Linked DNA regions of Homo sapiens: region 2 is linked to region 1. A link is a contact called in ENCODE Hi-C or POLR2A ChIA-PET data. All regions are on one chromosome and are shown on one strand. The core of a region is the stretch at or near the end of the contact, and the rest is flanking DNA. Distances in the headings are between cores, read along the strand shown.

Region 1 (6,851 bases), core at 1,290-3,789:
CCAGATGACCAGACCCCATGGAGGGGACAATAAAGATATGGACTGAAGGATAGAGGTGGGCTGAGGATGCCCTGTGGGAACAGGAGGGAACTACAGAGGGGGCGGGAGAAATAAATACATTCTTATTTGATACTGTTTAAAATTAGGACTCTAAACGGGGAACTCCTCTTTTCCCTGCCCCCAACTCCCTTTGGTTTTAAAAATCTCACTGAGAGTGGTTGTCATGAAGGAATTTAGACAAGACTTTGACAAGGTGCCAAAATGGTTTATTTTAAAATGTTGTTCCCGAAAGCACCGGAATATTAAGTTGGAGCAAACGTTGCTTGGAAGAGCGAAGGGGTTGTGGTCACACATTCTTGGAAGAAGGGTGATGGAGATCAAGGTGTTTGTAACCTGGAATTAACAAACGCAGGTGGACCGAAGGACTCAGTCACCAGGGAGTTTTTTTTTACAAATACATGTGTAAGAGTGTGTGTGAGTGTAGGTGAGTGTGGGTGTGTGTGTGAGTGTGGGTGAGTGTGTGAGTGTATGTGTGAGTATGTGTGAGTGTATGTGTGAGTGTGTGTGTGAGTGTGGGCGCGTGTGTGTGAGTGTGGGTGAGTGTGTGTGTGAGTGTGGGTGAGTGTGTGGGTGAGTGTGGGTGAGTGTGTGTCAGTGTTTCTCAACTGCGGGGCATTTTCGGAGTTGGGGTGCAGAAGGAGATTTTCTTTAATTAATTAGATGTTTACCTCCAGCATCATCCCTCAGTGGTTTAGACAATCATCTGCCCACATGTTAGGAATGAGATTCAAGAAAGCCTCTTGGAGTGAAATTTTCCTGGAAATATCCTGATTCTTGGCGGCACACACCCTCTCCCTCTTTCTGTGATAGAAACAGCCAGTTCTGCATTATTCCAAACCACAAAGCAAGCGACATGCCATCCCAACTTAGGATATGAAGGAAGTATCAGCCCCCTAATTGCACAGGGGCCACACAGCCTGCATCTCCCTCCATCGTCCCGACTGCATGCTTTTGATTGTTTCATAATAAAAGTGGCCGGCTAAATTATGACTACTTGTGATTTATTTGCCATGTCATTTAGACTTTTCATATGTATAAATTTGCCATTTGAAAAGAAAGAGAAAATTCACTGCTATTCCCCAAGGCCTCGTTTTTGGGGAGCTCCTCTAACATCATGAACAGAGGCTTTGTGACTTCTAAAGTGATTAGCTCCTATCCGGAGGTTTTGGAACATATCTGTGCTCAGAAGCAGTCTGCCGGGGTGAAATTCTATCTGGAATAGTGTCCTAACCCCATCGGAGAGAGACTCTGAATTTTTAAAACGCCTGTTAAGGACCCCTGGGTATGAGCCCCGCACAAACATGTCTGCGGCACCCACAGCTGTGCCTCAATGAAGGCCCAATTTCTCCATTGCACAGATGAAATTGCAAAGGCCCAGCAATGTTAGCCAAATTCCCCAAGCTTAATGCCAGAGCCTGCTTCCACTCCAGGACAAAGTGGTTTCAAAGTCCATACTTGCCCCACCCTGGTGGCCTGCCCTGGGGAAGGTCACTGCCAAGAAGGCTCCTGGGCCGTCTTGCAGCTGCTGCCTCTTCTTTTAATTACGAAAGAAATGCATCATCATGAAAAATCAACAATACACAAGATATAAAGTTAAAAGGCAAAGTCCCCCCTCATCCTCTCTCTCAGCCCCTCAAGTATATTAGAAGATCTTTTTAGGGTTGAATTTTCACTCTGCAGGAGGGTGTTCTGTATACAAAGAATACGACCCTTTCTTCCTCTTTAATTTGCTTATAGCTGGTACATTTCAAAAAAAAATAAAAAGTGACCCATGCCTTTGATGTTTTTTTTTTCCCCTTATTTTTGTCAACATATTGTGGAGAATGCTGAGTTCTTTGAATTGTTTTTCCCTCTGACAGCAAATCACCAAGATGTACTTTTCCAGAGCCTAACATCCTTGAATTCACAAAAGTTCCAGTCTGGAGTCATAATGTGGAACGTAAGCAGTTCTAGTCAGTTCTGATCTTGGCAACATGAATTCTCCCCTTTCCCCGGGGAGACTCAGAAACCTGCATTTTCACAAGATTTCCCAAGTGACATGTGTGCACAACAGGGTTTGAGAAACCCTGTGCTGGACTCAGCTGCTTCAGAGAGAAGACACAGAACAATTGCCAAGCTATCAAAAAAAGCTCAGACTGACAGCAGAGAACTCAATAGAAATGCCCCATCCGACTGTTGAAACTCAGGCCCAAACTACTGCAAGAGAGTGGAGAACTGTTTCTCCTCTGAAAAGGCCCGATTTCGACTAAATGAAAGCAAAACTGTAGGGACCATTTCCCACCTAGTAGCTTGAAGCCCTACCCGGTCACCAAATTGGCCTAGCTGGTCCTACCTGCATTTGGTAAGAGCCGGGGATTGGGACGAGGCAGAGAGCAAGACCAAGCTGGTTTCCTCTCCGGTTTCCTCCGGGGTGGCTGGGTCCCAGGTCCTGCCCCCGCCTCGCCCTGTGCAAGCTCGGTGCAGTGCAGCCCCTCCGGCTCTCGCCCCACAATGCCGTGCGCAGGCTGGCAGCAGTTCAGCTGAGGACTAAACGCTTGGCTCAAGTTCAACACGGCTGCCAAGATTTGGCAACCAGAGAGTTGCAGGGAAGCAGCAGGCTGCTAAACCCTTTCACATTTTTAATTAGATCCACACACCCATGTCTTTGAGCTATCATAAATATACAGATGACATAGAGAGTATTATTCGGGGTTAAAAAAAAAAAAAAGGAAGCAAACTCTACTAAGGTACAGCTTACCTTATTGAAATAATTTCCCTATCACTAGTTTGAGGGCTGAGGAGGAAAAAGAGAAGGTAGTGATATTTGCTTAAGTAGAACCACATCTGACAAGGGAATCTACCCAGGATCTGGAAAACACAGGTCTCGGCTGCCTTGCTATCTTCCTGGGCTTCGAGAATATCACCAGAAGAGGGCATTCTTGGCGCCGGCTCAGCCCTGTGCAGCCCGGAGCTGGCAGGCAGCAGTGCTGGAGGAGTCATCCCTCAGGCCACTCCCACCTCCCGTTCTTGGGGATAGCTTTAATATCGCCACGGAGCAGAGAGGTTCTCTCCTTCGCCCTAAATGCAGCAACTTTTATACTCCATGTTGCCTTACTATTCTTCTCGTTTTATTTCCTTCTCTGGATTGTTTTTGGGTATCTTCCCCTGGAAAACAATTGCAGATGCTTCTAAATTTTTCTAAGTCCTGTGCCGCAACATGCTCAGCTTCTTCCCCTCAGAACCAGCCTTTCCCCTTGCACTCAGCCCCTGGGCGATTCTCCCTCCGGGGAGGAAAGAAGATTCAACTCTTGATTCAAATGCTCCGGATTTCACTCTGGTTTCGCTGTGTGGCTTTGGACATAGGATTTAAAGCCTTCACGTTGGTTCCCTCATCTGAAAGATCCCAAAGCAATTCTGGCCTCACAGAGTGGCTCTGGGGTTTAAATCCTATGTACAAGGCTCGTAACACAGTCAGCACCCAACACTGAATATTCGATAGAACATGTGCCTTGTAGACAGTCAGCTAACAAACAACTCCACCAAAACAACAGTGCTAGTCCTTAGTCTTCTTCTTCCCTGAACTGCTTCTCCTCTTGTTTGTGACAAAGGCCACCCATGTTTCTCAGACAACTAACCCTAGTCTGATCAACTTGCCGTAAGATGAGAGTGAGCCCATGCATTGGTGTGCATGCCCTTAATTTAAAAGACATGTTAAAAAGGAAATGAAACACTTGAAATGCAGGAAAGAAGTGCCTCTGGTTGTCCCATCTGAGAGCACAAAGTTTATAAATAGAACCATCACAAGCATCAAACACGAGCTGTGCTAAGGCATCAAACACACATACATACACACACACGCACACACATGTTTGTGTCCTTGGCTTATGGTGAACAATTTGTACACCTTTCAGTGGCCCCCGCAGAAAACCAGAGCTTGTAGTGGACACTTGGCAGCATTTGGTCTTTTCCTCATCCTTCCTTCATTTATTTTTTCTTCACATATGACTTGAAAATAGAGCATGTTTTACTGTGGCAAAATTCCCTCTATACTTGACCTGCAAACAGGACAGTCAGGCTAACTGGGATGACCTGGTCCAATGAAGTGGGCTGGAGACAATTCTACGCCCAATAGGCACCTTTCAGCAGATGGAAAGGGTGAGGACAAACAGGTTGGTGGGCCTCAGCACCTCATCTTTTCCTGTAGTCTCTCTTGCTCCCCAACACCTCACTATCTCCCCCAATCCCCAGGTACAGGGGATTTCCTTTCACTAGAAGAAGAAAGGATACAAGCTTCTTATGCACGTGTGCACACACGCACACCCATTCATGCTCACAGACACTGAAACAAGACCCTTACACCAGGACTGTTCCACTTGGAATACAGAGAGCAGTAATGGCTCCCACAGCCATGAAGACCCAGGCTGAGTCCCACTTGCCTCTATGGTCCTGATCAGGCTCTGACAGGGAGCACACTGCTGCTCATGATTAGTTATTTATACATGAGGAAGCAGCAAATTTCTATGAGAGTAAAGTAAGATATGATCCACATCATGCTTTCCTGGAGCAAAAAGGGTCAAGCTGAAGCCGGTCTCATTCTCTGAGCTATCGTGGGCTGCACCTACACGTCCTTCCCACAGACGCATTGAAGGAAACGGGCCCTGTGACACCCTGACCCTTTCTGCACTTTATGTAGGGTGAAGGAGGTAGGCTGGGAATTAATACATGCACTTCATGTATTTAAGGGCCATTCCCTAATAGTACTCTGAGACTTCCTGGGAAATATTATTAACTCAGGACTGACATGTATTAGTCTGCTTGAGCTGCTATAACAAAATACCACAGACTGGGTGACTTAAATCCCAGAAATGTATTTTCTCAGTGTTCTGGAGGCTGACAAGTCCAAGATCATTTCTGGCTGGCCTGGTTTCTGCTGAGGGCTCACCTCTTGTCTTGTAGACAGCCACATGGCCCTCCCTTGGTGTGTGTGCCTGGGGAAATAGCATTCTGGTGTCTCTTATAAAGACACTCATTCTATCATATCAGGACTCTACTTTTATGACCTCAGTAAGTCTTACTTCCTTCGAGCCCCCATTTCCAAATATGGCCATACTGGGGTTTAGAGCCTCAGGATATATATTTGGAGGGATAGAAATTTTCAATCCATAATAAAAGCATTTTCGTACTTTTGTGCATTTTGTACTTTTGGAAGGAGATGGAGTCAGATGGAAATTCTGCTCACTCCGCCACCCACTAGCTGTGTGGCCTTGTATAAATCTATTAACCACTCTGAGTCTTATTTTCCACTTTTGAAAAACAGGGGTTAAAAATGCTTTCCCTAGAGTGTGATTGTGAGTAATAGGTTAGAGTAATATATACACAGTTCCCGGCCAAGGGAGGCACTCAAAAAATGCAACAGCCATAGTGGTAGTTGATACCATTATTTATTATTTGATGTTATTATTTGTTAAAACCACCCAGAGAGTGTTGCCTGAAACACTGGCTTAGAGCTTTGCATCCCAAATGTTCTCTATACTGCCGTTTGCATCTGTTTATCACCAATGCTGACATGAGTCAATGAAGCTCATAAGGAGTGTGACCGTCTGTAATAATATCTTCCATGGGGTCCAGAGGAAACAAACATGCGCACTTCCAGAGAACTGTGTATAAATATTCATATCACTTTACGTTTAGGGCATTTTGCACTAGTTGTTGATACCATTATGCATTTAGCATGGTCATGACAATCAGGTTTGAAACTCTTGGTTAAAGCGAAAGTCTTGCAAGAAAACATAAATGTGGCTGCATTACACTTGGGGAGACTAAACTTGAGGGAGCCAAAGATTGGAATTATGCAGTTTCAAAGGCCATACCCTGAGCTTCACAATCCTGCCTGAGTCAGCAATTGCAACAATAATGCTGTATAACAAATCATCCCAGCTCAGATGCTTGAAAGACTAAGTATTTCTTCTCACGCTCATTGGTTTCTAGGTTTACTGTGGTTCTGTTGAGCTAGACTTGTCTCAGCTGATCAGCTCTGCTGCAGACTGCATGTCTCCTGAGCATGGTTTTAAGCTATAGATTGGGTTCTCATCCACTCAATGTGTATTTGTTCTGGGATCCCAGCTTAAGGGGTGACAGCTACCTCAGACATGTTATAGCCTAAATGCAGAGAAGAGCAAGCACATCTAAGGTCTCTGATTGCATCATGTCCACAGGCACTCCAGTGGTTAGGTGAAGCCACATGGCCAAGCCCAACCTCAGGAAGTAGGGAAGGAAATTCTGCACGGTAGTATTGGGGAAGAGGGGAATGAGTTTTAGCTGACAAATAATCCAAACTATTGAGTACCCTGCAAACAACAGCATACAGAAAACTAGAATAGCAGCAACCACCATACCTTCTTTATCAGCAGAATGCTAATTCCCTTTAAGGCATCTCTAATGGTTGACAGCCAGCAGCCATTCTGACTGGTCAAGTGTCAGTTTTGCTTGGTAGTGCCCTAAACTTAATAGCTTTAAAATAGCTTGACTATCACCCTGGATTGTCAGTATCTACAACGATACCAGCAAACACCAACTTCCTAGGGCCTGCGATATCAGCACCAATGAATTCCACTCAGAACCCCCAAAATTCTAAAGACAGGGTCCTAGCACTGCTGAAATTGTGATGTGGATACAGGTTTCAGAGTGAAGGAGCTAGGAGTTTAATAATATCTCTGATGCTTCCCAAAAATGTGGCCCTGGGCAACGACATGATCTCCTGAATCTCAGGTCTTTAGTGGGGTTGCTTGTGGTGCTGCCGTGAACAGTAAACT
Region 2 (6,982 bases), core at 4,025-6,524, 1.0 Mb after region 1:
CGGCCATGTAAGATATGCCTCCTTCCAGCCAGGTGAGGTGGCTCACGCCTGTAATTCCAGCACTTTGGGAGGCCAAGGAGGGTGGATCACGAAGTCAGGAGATCAAGACCATCCTGGCTAACACGGTGAAACCCCATCTCTACTAAGAATACAAAAACTTAGCTGGGCATGGTGGCACACGCCTGTAGTCCCAACTACTCGGGAGGCTGAGGCAGGAGAATCACTTGAACCCAGGAGGCAGAGGTTGCAGTGAGCCGAGATTGGCACCACTACACTCCAGCCTGGGTGACAGAGTGAGACTGTCTAAAAAAAAAAAAAAAAGATATGCCATCCTTGCCTCCTTCCTCTTCACCTTCCACCATGATTGTTAAGTTTCCTGAGGCCTCCCCAGCCACGCTTCCTGTACAGCCTGTGGAACTGTGAGCCAATTAAACCTCTTTTCTTTATAAATTACTCAGTCTCAGGTAGTTCTTTATGATAATGCCAGAACAGACCAATACACCATGTGATTCAGCAGTTCCACTTCTGGCTATACTACTGTCTGAGTGTGTGTGTCCCCTCAAAATGTATACGCTGAAACCTAATCTCCAATGTGATGGTACTAAGAGGTGGGGCTTTTGGGAGGTGATTAGGTCAAGAGGGCTCCACTCTAATGAATGGGATTAGTGCCCTCATAAAAGAGACTAAAGGAGCTTTTTTATCCCTTCCACCCTGTGAAGATACAGCTAGAAAATGCCATCTATCAGGAAGAGGCCCTCACCAGAAACTGAATCTGCTGGTACCTTGATATTGGACTTCCCAGCCTCCAGAATTGTGAAAAATAAATTCCTATGGCTTATAAATTACCCACTCCAAAGCAGCCCAAATGAACTAAGACAGGGTATAGATCCAAAAGAATTAAAAACACTTTCTTGAAGAGATATTTGTACAGCTATGTTCAGTATTTTTGTACAGCAGCATTATTCATGATAGCTAAAGCATGGAAGCAGCACAAGTGTCCACTAATAGACGAATGGATAAACAAAATGAGGTCTATCCATACAATGTGATATTATTCGCATTACAGAGGAGAGAAATTCTGACATATGTTACAACATGGATGAACCGTGAGGACATTATGCTGAGTGAAATAATCCAGTCACAAAAGGACAAATGCTGTCCAGACTTGGTGGCTTACATCTGTAATCCCAGCACTTTGGGAGGCCAAGGTAGACAGATCACCTGAGGTCAGGAGTTCAAGACCAGCCTGGCCAACATGATGAAACCCCATCTCTACTAAAAATACAAAAATTAGCCAGGCTTGGTGGTGTATGCCTATAATCCCAGTTACTTGGGAGGCTGAGGCACGAGAATTGCTTGAACCTGGGAGCCAGAGATTGCAGTGAGCTGAGATTGTGCCACTGCACTCAAGCCTGGAGGACAGAGCAAGACTCTGTCTCAAAAAGAAAAAAAAAAGGACAAATGCCGTATGATTTCACTTACGTGAGGTATCGGCAGTAGTCAAATTTATAGAACCAGAAAGTAGAATGGAGGTTGCCAGGGTTGGGGGAAGGGGAATGGGGAGTTAGTGTTTACTGGGGACAGAGTTTCCAATGAAGAGTCCTGGGGGCAGATGGTGGAGATGCTTGCACAGGATTATGGATGTATTTAATGCCATTAACAGCATGCTGAGAAATGGTTAAGATGATAAATTATATGTTAGGTATATGTTAACACAATGAAAAAAACAAAACACATGCATGGGCCAGGCACAGCGTCTCATGCCTATAATCACAGCACTCTGGGAGGCCAAGGCAGGCAGATCACTTGAGGTTAGGAGTTCAAGACCAGCCTGGTCAATATGATGAAACCCCGTCTCTACTAAAAATACAAAAATTAGACGGGTGTGGTGGCAGGCGCCTGTAATCCCAGCTACTTAGGAGGCTGAGGCACGAGAATCTCTTGAACTCAGGAGGTGGAGGCTGCAGTGAGTCCAGATCTCACCACTGCACTCCAGCCTGGGTGACAGAGTGGGGCTCTGTTTCAAAAAAAAAAGAAAAAAAAAGTATAAATGAACCTTCATGTACTTGTCCCAGGGAAAGGCCCTCCAATTCTCTCTTAAATCTTACTTTGGCTCTTTTGTAATAATCTTGCTTATTTACTTTTTTTTTTCCATGCATAAAGACCTAAGGCAACTTCTTGTATATGTTTCTTCTTTCCAATCCACAATAGATTTCAGGGAGGGGGAGGGAGGAGGGATGCTGAAAGATATACTGGCCAACATCTTTCAGTGTGACGGCATCACTGGGCTAGAAGGGACCAGAGGTGATGACCTGGACCAATCCACTCATTTACAAACCAGGAACCCAGAACTCGGGGAAGAGAAGGGATCTTCCCAAGCTTACCTGGTAAGCTAGTGGCCAACCTGAACCCAGAATCCCAAATCCTCCAAAATTCCTCTTAGGCTCTTACCTTTATGGAGTAGCGTGAGAAAGAGATAGAACGACTACAAAAAGCAGACAGGAAACCTGAAAAGGAACTGAAGTCTGGGGCCATTTAGTGTCACTGAAAAATAGTAGCCCCATGTAAAAGTCACACAGTATTTTAGAGTGGTACAAGCTGATATTCCCAACCGGAGCTCGGAATTTCACAGACAATGCTACATCATATTCCACTGTCTCTGCCTAAGCGGAAATTATTTCCACTTAGAGTGGTTAAAACAAAAGGTGGTAGACGCCTAAATTGCTGAGCTTCTGTCATCTAGATATAGTTTGTGAGCTATTTCAAAGCAGAGACGGAATGTTCGAGCATGGACTTCCTACGTATACCCTTCTTTATAAATTAAACACATGTATTGTTAAGCATGTGTTTTTATTTATACTGAGCTGAGTTAACCATAAATAAAAGTTCTAGTGTTTTTTCCTTGTCTTCAGTGTTAACTCCCTGCATGTACATCTACCCCGTTTGGAAGCCACCAGTGTAGAACATTCAATTGTGGGGAACAGAGTGTTGGCATGGGGTCAGGAAACCTGGATTCTACTATATCCTGTGCCACTCTATCTCACCCAGTTCTTACCTCCATTATGCAGACTAGGAATCTGAAATGCAGAGAGGTGGAATGGCTTGCCCAAGGTCACATTGAGAGTAGCCAGAGAGCAAAACGAGGACTTGGGTCCAGATGTAATACCAGAATTGTTTCTTCTGGGATCGGGCTACAGTGCTACAAGGCAGCATTCAGAAAGAACAGGAGATCTCAAAGGTGCCAAGGTAGAGGAAACACCCAACTCCTAGAATGTCTTGGCAAAAACACTGTAGTCTACAGCTTAGCTGGAGTGACAGACATCACACCAAATAAATAAACACGTAAGTTTTTACAGGAAGTGCTACAGAAGGGGAAATCACATGTATGCCCTGAGAGAGGAAGATGAGAGGAACATTGGAATCCAGAAGTCAGGGACTTAGACCTGTCTTCTTAGCTTGCTTTTTCAGACTTTACCAAATAATATATCAGCTATCGGGGGATGGAGGATGGTTTTTAGCACCCCACATTCCCTAATCGGTTAAAATTCTCCACTTAGTACAAACCAAGATGCCAGCTTCCCTCAGCTGTCTGTAAAGAGGCTAACAGCCAATTTGTGTTAGCAGGAAATCTGTTGCGAACGTATCCAATTCGCTGCCACTGTATGTATGTTTAATGTTTCCCGTTAGGAATCATCTTCTTACTGTTTTGTCGCCATCATTTCAAGCTCTCCTCCCCCCTCTTCATTTTATGAACATGGCACATCAATTAATATTCCCGCATTTTTTGTTATTGTTCTCAACCCATGTGAATAACGACCCCTCATTGTATTGCGCGTTAATTTCTACAGCCTGTCAGCCTGTATTGGAATGTTCTTTCTAGCAGGGTCCTGGGCCGGTCCTGGAGCTGCTCCTTAGTAGATGAGTAAAAATTGATTCCCTGGCCCCCTTGAATAATTCCTTGGCCCCCAAAATGGGCCCTTTCCTCAAGCTGTGGCCCCTCCCACAGAAGAGGGAAGAGACAGAAACAGAAAGAGAAGCTTCCTTTGACATTTGAGGTGTCTGGACTCCTCCAGGTAGCAAACTGGTTTTCATGGTGCACACAGAGGAGGGATGATATCGGAGCTCAAGTACAGTGCCCCAGCAACACGTACAGATCGTGTACTCACAGGGACACAGTTTCACATTGTGAAGCCGCATCAATAGGAAGGGAGGGAGGAAGGGAAGAAAGGGAAGGAGGAAAGGAGAAAGGGAACGAAAGAAGAAAGAAAAGAAGGAATGAAGGAAAGAAGGAGGGAGGGAGGGAGGAAGAGCAAAAAGCCTGCAGCATTTTGACAAACCAAAAAGGAAAGGGATGACTTCTGACGTTTACCTATTTTGAGGACTGAACCCAAAGGACTGAGGTGACACCAAATAGGACAAATGTTGGTTCCTAGAGCATGGTGACCTCATTGCATAGCTATCAAAGAGCACAACGTCTTCAGAGTCAGGCAGATCCAGATTGGAGTCACACCCCCTGCCCTGCTGCTTACCAGGCTGAAGGCTCCTGGTGGAACATCTCTGGCTGGTCTGGGTGAGACCCCATAGGCCACTTCCCCACCCACAGACTTTACTTCCACAGAGCTCACCCTACTCGTGACATATGGGGTTGATCAACTGTTAAGCCCAGTCTCTTCTCCTGGCCTGGAAGCTCCAGGCAGGGCACTGTATATAAGACTGATTATAGCTGAAATCCCAGAGCTTGGTGCAAGGCTACAGAGCTCAAGAAAGATTCTCCAGAGAGCAGAAGCCAAAATCAGACCAGGATAATGAGTGATGGGACAATCATGATGAATAGGGCGATGACACAAAGTGTAGCCACCTTTGATTGAGCATCTATTCTACACCCGGTGCCCTCGTAGGAACTTCGGGTTCACTGACTGCTGAACGCCACCAATAGTCCTTTGAAGTTGGGACTGATAACTCCATTTTATAGATGGGGGAAGGATGCTCAGAGTAGCAAGGTGGCTTTGCTACAACCGCATAGCTAACTAATAACATAGGCAAGACTGAAACCAGCTCTAAGGATCCCCTAAAACACTGTTCTCTCTTTTGCCCCCGCGTGTCTCAAAGGGGTCCTCCATGGACGAGGTGACCCAGAGATGCAGCCATGGAGGGTAGAGCAAGAAGTGCAGCCTCAGCACTTCACTGACCCAGTCAGCGGCCTCTGCAGGGCTGGCCCAGCCGCAGCTTCAGATCCACCCCGCCAGCCAATCAGCCCACGACAGGAAGCTCTTTCTGCAACTCATCTGCCCTTATCTCCTGGCAGAGCGGCTCTGTGAGGTCACGATCACCACACCTTATCAGAACATCTGCACCTACTGGGGACACAGCCCAACAGGCTCAAAACAGCAATTTCCTTTAGGTCTTCTCCTCAGAACTCCGCATCACAGGCACCACAAATTAAAATAAGAACCCCAAACTGAAACTTTAGGGAGGTCCTCCCTTGTAGGGCCTAGCCTGGAGCAGAGGCCATGGGAAACTATAGGTAGCAAGTACCTTGTCTTCCACCATCTGGTGAGCTCTTGGCTGTCCTGCAGAAGCCCAGCTCAAATGTCCTTCCCCCTAGATTTCCCAGTGTCTCCTCTGTCAGGCCTCTGAGCCCAAGCCAAGCCATCGCATCGCCTGTGACCTGCACGTATACGCCCAGATGGCCTGAAGTAACTAAAGAATCACAAAACAAGTGAATATGCCCTGCCCCACCTTAACTGATGACATTCCACCACAAAAGAAGTGTAAATGGCCGGTCCTTGCCTTAACTGATGACATTACCTTGTGAAAGTCCTTTTCCTGGCTCATCCTGGCTCAAAAAGCACCCCCACTGAGCACCTTGCAACCCCCACTCCTGCCCACTGAGCACCTTGCGACCCCCACTCCTACCCGCCAGAGAACAAACCCCCTTTGACTGTAATTTTCCTTTACCTACCCAAGTCCTATAAAACAGCCCCACCCTTATCTCCCTTCGCTGACTCTCTTTTCGGACTCAGCCCGCCTGCACCCAGGTGATTAAAAGCTTTATTGCTCACACAAAGCCTGTTTGGTGGTCTCTTCACAGGGACGTGCATGAAATTTGGTGCCGTGACTCGGATCGGGGGACCTCCCTTGGGAGATCAATCCCCTGTCCTCCTGCTCTTTGCTCCATGAGAAAGATCCACCTATGACCTCAGGTCCTCAGACCGACCAGCCCAAGAAACATCTCACCAATTTCAAATCCGGTAAGTGGCCTCTTTTTACTCTCTTCTCCAACCTCCCTCACTATCCCTCAACCTCTTTCTCCTTTCAATCTTGGCGCCACACTTCAATCTCTCCCTTCTCTTAATTTCAATTCCTTTCATTTTCTGGTAGAGACAAAAGAGACATATTTTATCCATGAACCCAAAACTCCGGCGCCGGTCACGGACTGGGAAGGCAGCCTTCCCTTGGTGTTTAATCATTGCAGGGATGCCTCTCTGATTATACACTCACGTTTCAAGGGTGTCAGACCACGCAGGGACGCCTGCCTTGGTCCTTCACCCTTAGCGGCAAGTCCCGCTTTCCTGGGGCAGGGGCAAGTACCCCTCAACCCCTTCTCCTTCACCCTTAGCGGCAAGTCCCGCTTTCCTAGGGGGCAAGAACCACCCAATCGCTTATTTCCACGCCCCAACCTCTTATCTCTGTGCCCCAATCCCTTATTTCCGTGCCCTGACCTCTTATTTCTGTGCCCCATCCCTTATTTCCACGCCCCAACCTCTTATCTCTGTGCCCCAACCCCTTTTCCCACTTTTCTGGAAGGTAAGAACCCCCGAACCCCTTCCCTCCATTTCTCTACTCTCTCTTTTCTCTAGGCTTGCTTCCTTCACTATGGGAACCTTCCACCCTCCATTCCTCCTTCTACTCCCTTGGCCTGTGTTCTCAAAAACTTAAAACCTCTTCAACTCACACCTGACCTAAAACCTAAATGCCTTAT

Evidence for each region. A loop is a pair of places that touch in the nucleus more often than their neighbours do. ChIA-PET counts read pairs that join two places held with the same protein, here RNA polymerase II (POLR2A). Pooled maps may share reads with other maps.
Region 2: a loop to region 1 is called in a map of CD4-positive, alpha-beta memory T cell, with 3 times the contacts of the local background. The contact joins the enhancer-like site here to the promoter of LINC01550 in region 1. A Hi-C loop is called at or near these places in 1 of 168 maps with a recorded cell type or tissue (CD4-positive, alpha-beta memory T cell) and 6 of 50 pooled maps. POLR2A ChIA-PET finds 5 or more read pairs at or near these places in 2 of 52 experiments (CD4-positive, alpha-beta T cell and CD4-positive, alpha-beta memory T cell).

Annotation. Positions count from the first base shown.
Region 1 is chr14:97,975,585-97,982,435 of GRCh38, forward strand. LINC01550 (long intergenic non-protein coding RNA 1550) reads right to left here and starts at 2,540. Exons shown (of 3, transcript NR_015430.2): 1 at 2,393-2,540. RefSeq lists an enhancer at 2,540-3,039.
Region 2 is chr14:98,979,582-98,986,563 of GRCh38, forward strand. No RefSeq gene overlaps it. Among named protein-coding and RNA genes, the nearest start is that of LINC02914, 270 kb to the left of the region's middle. RefSeq lists an enhancer at 5,322-5,940. Within about 2 kb of position 5,275, at least 4 of the 41 ENCODE cell types and tissues checked have a DNase peak (open chromatin) inside an H3K27ac peak, as active enhancers do; they include CD4-positive, alpha-beta T cell, where a contact is called at or near this core.